Linked DNA regions of Homo sapiens: region 1 is linked to region 2. A link is a contact called in ENCODE Hi-C or POLR2A ChIA-PET data. All regions are on one chromosome and are shown on one strand. Each heading gives the region's core, a stretch centred on a gene start or an enhancer-like site at or near the end of the contact. The rest is flanking DNA. Distances are from core to core; before and after follow the strand shown. Region 1 holds the start of FNBP4 (formin binding protein 4). Region 2 holds the start of CD82-AS1 (CD82 antisense RNA 1).

What was found. A loop is a pair of places that touch in the nucleus more often than their neighbours do. ChIA-PET counts read pairs that join two places held with the same protein, here RNA polymerase II (POLR2A). Pooled maps may share reads with other maps.
Region 1: a loop to region 2 is called in a map with no recorded cell type, with 8 times the contacts of the local background. The contact joins the promoter of FNBP4 here to the promoter of CD82-AS1 in region 2. A Hi-C loop is called at or near these places in 1 of 37 single-sample maps with no recorded cell type and 1 of 50 pooled maps. POLR2A ChIA-PET finds 5 or more read pairs at or near these places in 1 of 52 experiments (naive thymus-derived CD4-positive, alpha-beta T cell).

Annotation. Positions count from the first base shown.
Region 1 is chr11:47,765,169-47,769,186 of GRCh38, forward strand. FNBP4 (formin binding protein 4) reads right to left here and starts at 2,173. Exons shown (of 17, transcript NM_015308.5): 1 at 1,901-2,173; 2 at 102-194. The coding sequence starts at 2,120. RefSeq lists enhancers at 538-1,463, 1,258-1,317, 1,464-2,388 and a silencer at 1,578-2,187.
Region 2 is chr11:44,603,196-44,606,899 of GRCh38, forward strand. It overlaps CD82-AS1 (CD82 antisense RNA 1), which reads right to left and starts at 2,142. Exons shown (of 2, transcript NR_182290.1): 1 at 1,823-2,142; 2 at 1,313-1,535. It overlaps CD82 (CD82 molecule), which reads left to right. Exons shown (of 10, transcript NM_002231.4): 5 at 1,863-1,987; 6 at 2,160-2,234.

The DNA.
Region 1 (4,018 bases), core at 923-3,422, 3.2 Mb after region 2:
GCAACACTAAAGCATTCAGCAAAACATTCTATGTACAAACCCAACTTGACTTTAATGAAAGACGTGGGAGAAAAAATGTAAAAAACAAAACAAAAGCATACCTGTTGCTTTAACAGCTGTGGGTCTAGTGGTCATGACTGGTTTTGGAGGATTCTGAACAACTCTAGGAACCTCCTGCACCGCTTCCTGTTCATCTGGATTAAAAAAAAAGAAAAGAAAAGAAAAGAAAAGAAAAGAAAAGAAAAGAAAACTGCAGTCAGATTCCAGACCAGAGAAAACACTAGAGGTGACAAACCAACCTTTGATTTAACATTTCAGCTCTAGATTCCATCAATTTTTTAAAAAGTGCATTTCGGATGGGTTCGCACCTGTAATCCCAGCACTTTGGGAGGCCAAGACGGGGGGGGGGGGGGGCCACTTGAGGTCAGGGGTTCAAGACCAGCCTGGCCACCATGGTGAAACTCCATCTCTACTAAAAATACAAAAAATAAAAAAATTGCTAGGCATGATGGCACTCGCTTGTAATCCCAACTACTCGGGAGGCTGAGGCAGAAGGATCGCTTGAACCCAGGAGGCAGAGGTTACTGCAGCCTGGGCCACAGAGGAAGACTCCATCTCAAAAAAAAGAAAGGACATTTCATTGACCCAAATAATTGGGAGATAATAAACACAGAGCTGGAATCTTTTTTTTTTTTTTTTTTTGAGACGGAGTTTCGCTCTTGTCGCCCAGGCTGGTCAAACTCCTGACCTCGAGTAATCCGCCTACCTCGGCCTCCCAAAGTGCTGGGATTACAGGCATGAGTCACCGTGCCCTGGAGTCTTTCATCTGCTTACAAACTTCAACATCAAGGGAAGACTCTTACCATGGTAAATAAAAATTATTAATACATCTGCATGGCCGGGCGCGATGGCTCTCGCCTGTAATGATCGCTTGAGCCCTGGAGTTCGAGACCAGCCCGGGAAACATGAACTCCGTCTCTACTGAAAATACAAAAATTAGCCGGGCATGGTGGCAGGGTCCTGTAGTCCCAGCTACCCAGGAGGCTAAGGCGGGAGGATCGCTTGAACCCGGGAGGTGGAGGTTGCAGTGAGCCCAAGATCGCGCCACTGCACTCCAGCCTGGGCGACAGATTGAGACATTGTCTCGAAAAAAACAAAACAAAACTCTTAAAAAGTTACATCTGCAATACTTACAAATACATACAAAAACAGTAAGTATTCTCCAGGCTATGATAGGACCTTTACAAGACACACCAAACACTGCTATTGCGGATTTTTTCCAATTAACGAACCAGCGTGATCTCTGAACATGTGAAACGGTCGCGGCTTCTCCGGCGCCTAGTCCTGGAGTCACTTTTAATCTAAGCACCACTCCAGTGAGAACCACACAAATACTTAGGAACCTACCAGCTCCATTTCTCCAGCAGTTCTGCTAGTGTGGGGATGCTTACTAGCTGGAATATTAAGAGCTTTTTCTAAACGTCTCTATCCCCGTTTCGACAAAACCGAAAGGAGGCAGATGACGTGTGGAAAGGCCTGGCCCACAGTCACAGGCCGCGCACGCGGAAACTCATCCTCACATCCACCCTCTGCGTTACCCAAAACCGACCCGGGGCGTTTGGGAGACTCAGGATGCCCGAACTTCGGTCATATTTCAAACGTTCCCGGGGCAAGCCCTGCACCACAGATGGCGCCTCGGGCTTGGCCCGGGCCGAGGGCGCAGAACTCGGCCTGGCCCTTCTGCGGCCCGGAGCCCAGGGCCGCCCCGCCTGCAGGCCCGCAGCAGGCAGGCCTCGGAAGCCGACCTCGCCCGCCTCCCTCGCCGGGTCTGGCCAGGCGCCGTGAGGAGCCTAGGCCGCAAGCCCTGAGCTCGAGTTCAGGTCCCCCCGCGCACCCTTGCCTTCTGAAGGCGAGTCGTCCGAGGCCGCGGCGGCAGTCACCGCGGTGGTGGTGGTCGTCGCCGCCGACGGGGCGGGCTGGCTGGGGACCGCCGCGGTTGAGTCCGGCTCAGTGTCGGGTTCCGGCTCCGGGTCCCGGCCCGGCGTGCTGCCCCGAGGACCCGGCGGAGAGAGTTGCAGGATGGGCCTACGGCCGGGTACCGCCCGGGACTTCTTCCCCATCGCGAGCCCAAGCGCGAGCAGAGAGCGTCGGGCGGCCGAGAGGGGCGGGCACTGGAGGCTGGGCGCTGGGCCCTGGGCGCTGCGACGCGTAATCAATATTCATACACCGTGACACCGCCTCCAGCCCGGATCCGCTTTCAACCAGCGGAGCACGCGCTTGCGCAAGCGCCTCGGACCCTTCGGCTCTTCTGGCTCCTCCTCACCAGGAGAAAGGGCGGGATTACCAACTGCGCTAGGCGATTGGCTGTTTTGACCCAGAGAAGGGACCGGTGGCCAATGGAAAAGGAAAAAGGGTGAGAGTCCAGCCAATAGTGCGGTAGGGCCTGAATTAGAACGACTTCCCCACTTCCGTCGGGTTCCACCCATGCGCTTTCCCCAAGCCTTTTCTTTGCCTACTTGTCCTCCATCTTGTGGCTATTCTCGGCCTAGAGTTTCATGTTGTCTGTCTTCTAGAAAGGTGTGCTGCTGGGCCCAGCTCACTCACGCCTGTAATCTCAACACTTTGGGAGGCCGAGGCGGGTGGATCACGAGGTCAGGAGTTCAAGACCAGCTTGTCCAAGATGGTGAAACCCCGTCTCTACTAAAAATACAAAAGATTTAGTCGGGCGCGGTGGCAGGCGCCTGTAATCCTAGCTAGTCGGGAGACTGAGGCAGGCGAATCGCATGAACCCGGCGGCAAAGGTTACAGTGAGCCGAGATCGCGCCACTGCACCCCACCCTGGGTGACAGAGTGAGACTGTCTCAAGAAAAAAAAGAAAGGTGTGCTGTTTTCTGAGCCCTTCCCCACGTTTCGCCCGGATTATTGTGGCTTACTTTGGGTATAGCATTGAACATTAAATGGGACAGTGGGTCTTTTACGCTTTTGTAATTTCCTGCAGCACACAAATAGATGTCTCATATTTTCTCGCTTATTAGCTGGGAAAAATCACGAGATACTCCACTACCTACAAGGAAAAAGCCTAAAATTGTTGGGATGGCATACAGGAACCTTACCAGTTTTGTACTACTATCGTCAACATGCTTTAATTTACCCTTGCTTTAACACTGCCCCCTCTCCCGTCTCCTGCCTCTGGAGCCCGCCACTTGGAGCATCACCTCCCTCACTTTTCCTTTGCACTGACTGGAATAATTACTGCATCACATGATGAAAGTCTTTTATTGTTTCATCAGGGCGCAATGCAGACGCAGTGCAGGCGTGACCTCTCCTGCCCAGCCTCTCCCTGGCACTTGACATCCTGTTGACATCCGTCTCCCCTCTAAACTAAGGAATGCGAGTGGTATTTATTTTTATATCCGCAGCAGCTCAGTTCCCACTAAAAATATCTAATACTTACTGAGCTCTATGTGTCAGTCACCAAGCACTTTACACGTAGAATTGCATTTGATCTTTTAAAATGATTATTTCTAATTTTATTTTTAAACGTGTCTTGCTCTGTCATCCAGGTTGGAGTAACGTGGCATGATTATAGCCCACTGCATCCTCAAACTCCTGGGCTAAAGCCATTTTTTTTTTGAGACGGTGTCTCGCTCTGTTGCCCAGGCTGGAGTGCAATGGCGCAATCTCGACTCACTGCAGCCTCTGCCCTCCGGGTCCAAGCAACTCTCCTGCCTCAGCCTCCCCAGTAGCTGAGATAATAGGCGCCCACCACCACGCCTGGCTAATTTTTGTATTTTTAGTTGAGACAGGGTTTTGCCATGTTGGTCAGGCTGGTCTTGAACTCCTGACCTCAGGTGATCCACCCGCCTCGGCCTCCCAAAGTGCTGGGATTACAGGTGTGAGCCAGCGTGCCTGGCCTAATTTTTTAATTTTAATTTTAATTAATTTATTTTTGAGAGAGCTTCTCTCTGTCGCCAGGCTGGAGTGCGGTGGCACGATCTTGGCTCACTGCAATCTCTGC
Region 2 (3,704 bases), core at 892-3,391:
CCTGAGGAAGGTGGGGGGCTCCTGTGAGGAACTGGGTGGAGGAAGCCTTGAGAGTAGGGTTGGCCAGGGCTCTTCCTGAGCTCCAGAACATTCTGTCTGTTATCAGGAAGCGGAGCTGAATCCCACAGACTCCCTCCCGTCCTCCAGTTTGATAGTTATTCTGTAAGGGCACTAACGCCCCTTGGGGACCAAGGTGGGGACCTCGGCCTCTCCAGGATCCCCAGGGAGTCGTGGCCAGCCCCAGGCCTGTATTCTCCCTGCTGATGGTAAAGGGGTTGGTCCTGGCTGTGCCTCAGTGCTTAGGGGAGCAGATTAAAAACGCAGGTCCTTGGCCTCCTGCTGGGAGCGTCTTGGTCGGGTTGTAACGGACTCAAGCATCTGCATCCCTAAGAGGCTCCTCTGATCCACACTACTCTCCAGCCTTCTGGAGACGCCAGCACCCTCGCCCTCCAGGTGCGTCCCATGCCCTGGGGGTACAGTGTACCCATGCTGGTGAGTTAGAGATGACATGAGCTTTACCCTGTGTGATGGGTTGGGTGTCTTAGGAAATGTTGGCCAAGTGCCCCTGCAGGACTCCTGACCTCTACCTCCCGGAATGGGCCTGTCCACAGGTAGCTCTAAAGAGGGTCTTAGCCATCAGGCCCATTCCTGTACCTCCTAAGCATCATTTCCTCCCGGGCTTCTTTCTTGCTCTCACTGGTCCGTTCTCTCACCTTCTTTCCAATCTTCAAATAACCAAGCTCCTCCTTCCTCAGGCCTTTGCACCTGCTGTGTTCCCTGCCTGGAATGCTTTTCTTACAGATCTTTGCTTGGCTGACTTCTTCATTCATGTCTTGGCTCAAATGTCACTGGCTCAGGCTGGCCTTCGTCGACCCATTCTGACCCTCTCCCAGCCCAGCAGTTCTCTGCAGTTAGCCAGCTTTGGTATCTTCATGGCGCCCAACACAACCAGAAAACCTGTATTGTGTACTTTTTGTCTCCACTCCCCACCCCCAAATGTCAGACCTTGTTAGTCACTCTTCTGCATCCCCAGCAACTGGCACAGTGCCTGGCATGAAGTGGGCACCCAGTAAACATTTCTTGGCCGAATGAACATGCAGCACACCTGTAGCAATACATGTGCCCCGTGCATCAGTGGAAAGAGTGTGGCACTGGAGATTTGCATATTTTCAAATTCCAGCTCAGGCCCTTGCCTGTTCGCCTTTCTGAGCCTCATTTTTTTCTTCTGTGAAATGGCCATGCTAGTGCCTGCCAGGCAGGGTGATGTCAGAGTTGGAGACGGCGTGTGGAAAGCCCATGAGGCACAGTGAGTGGGCAAGAAAGGCTGGTGTTTGTTATTATATGGACAAGAAGGAAGGCGGGTTAAAAATCAGCTTGGAATCTTAATGTCAGTGGCCCCTGGAGAACCAGCCAGCCTCTTGTCTGTCAATTCCGCAGATATTCACTGTGCACAGCACCTCACTGCGAGAGGCGCTGTTCGAGCTGGGGGTTCCCCAGGAATAAAGTGAAGCTTCTGCCCTCATGCACCTCAGGTCCTTGGTGGAGGGGGAGAGCAGACAATGAGCAAGAAGAATCAGTGAAATGTAGTCTATTCAATCCTGAGAAGCCTTACGAAGTAAAAAATAAAGCCGGGAAGGGGCTTAGGCTGGATGAGGGTGTGGATTGCAATTTTACTGGGGGAGGGACACAAGTGGGGATGGGGGTGACCTGGTTCCCTGTTGGGCAGTGAGAAGCCAGCAGGGGAATGCAGCTGACCCCAACACCCTGGCTCCAAAGAGGGGATCCGGAAGAAGACCTGGACGGTTAGGCCAGGTGTTTATACCTGCTGTGCCCACTGATTTTGTACTTCTTCTTCCCCCTAGAAACCTCCTCCAGCTCGCTTAGGATGGGGGCCTATGTCTTCATCGGCGTGGGGGCAGTCACTATGCTCATGGGCTTCCTGGGCTGCATCGGCGCCGTCAACGAGGTCCGCTGCCTGCTGGGGCTGGTGAGTACGGATCCCTCCGCAGCTGCCTGCCCATTTCCTCTCATCCAGCCGAGTGCAGCCTGACCGCGGCGCTGGCCGTAACATCGGGTGGAGAGCATCTCTCGGGGCACGCAGGCTGGGTGCACCTGGTCGGGGACCCTCAGCTGACTTTGTGCCTGCTCTGTGTCCCCAGTACTTTGCTTTCCTGCTCCTGATCCTCATTGCCCAGGTGACGGCCGGGGCCCTCTTCTACTTCAACATGGGCAAGGTAAGCCCCTCTCTCCCTCCCTCTTCACTGGGCTGGACCAACCATGGGGGTGATTGACTGAGTGTGGGGGATGGACAAGGAACCCCCCCAGTTGTCACAGACAGATCCAGTAGGTGTCAGGGACGGCCTCCTGGACACTATTCCTTGTGATCAAATGGGGGAGCGTTAGAAGAGAAGGCGGCAGGTGTGGGCAGTCCCCGCTGGGCCTGGATCTTAGCCTGACCCCCCTGCTTTCTAGCTGTGTGGCCTTGGGCAAGCTGCTTGCCTCTATGTGCCTGTTCCACCATCTGTAAAATGGAAACAATAAGAAAACTGAACTCTCAGAGTGGTTGCAAAGATTATTCGAGATTATCTGAGTGAAACACATAGCGCATGGCACCATAAGTACTCAATAAATGTTATTCTTGTTATTATTAAGATACTTTAGCAACTATTAAATCCATGCCACTCACCCACAAATGAGGTTTAGAAGGAGACCGTTAATAAAAACATCAGTCTTGTGTCCGAGGGGAGATGTTCAGCTTTCAGAAACAGAAAATCAGACTTACAGCGGCTTAAAGTTGAAGGACATCTGTGGTTGACTTGACCGGAAGTCTGGTTTGGAAGCTCAGAGGCCCTGGTTCTGGCTGTTGAGCATCCTCGCTGGGATGGCTTTCCTGCATTATGACACTTACCTCGTGGTTCCAAGATGGCTGCCACAGCACCAGGCACGATGTCTGTGCCGCTGTGGCCTGAAGATGGGGAAGTGGGCAGTGCCAGACATGGCCATCCCTTTTATCAGAAAAGGCGCAGTGGCTCATGACTGTAATCCCAATACTTAGGGAGGCAGAGGTGGGAGGATTGCTCTGAGACTAGCCTGGGCAACATGGTGAGACCCCATTTCTACAAACAAATTTTTAAAAATGCTAGCCATGGTGGTGTTCACCTGTGGTCCCAGCTACTCAGGAGGCTGAGGCAGGAGGATCCTTGAGGCCAGGAGGTTGAGGCTACAGGGAGCCATGAAACAGAGCTTGGGGCAACAGAGTGAGACCCTGTCTCAAAAAAAAAAAAAAAAAAAAGTCCTCCAACAGACTTCCCCAGACTGGGTTACAAAGCCACCCCTGGTTGCAAAAGAGGCTGAGAATGTGAGTATCCAACTTTCAGACTCTAAAGACAGAGGCACAAGAGAGAAAGGAGCCAAGAATGGCTGTTGGGTGAGCCAGTTAATTGTGAGTCACAGTTATCACGTAAGAAGCACCTACTGTGTGCACGTGGGATCTTCTAGAAACTTTCCATACAGCGTCTTGTCCTCACAATGGCTCTGCAGGGTTTTATGTTGACAGATGGAGAAGCAGATGCTCTGAGATGAAGAGCAATAACAACATAGATAACAGTGACTCTAACACCCACCATCCCTCCAGTTGAGTCCATGCACAGCATATACCAAGTACAGTGTTGACCACGTTACACTCCTCCTCTCGCAGATCCTCA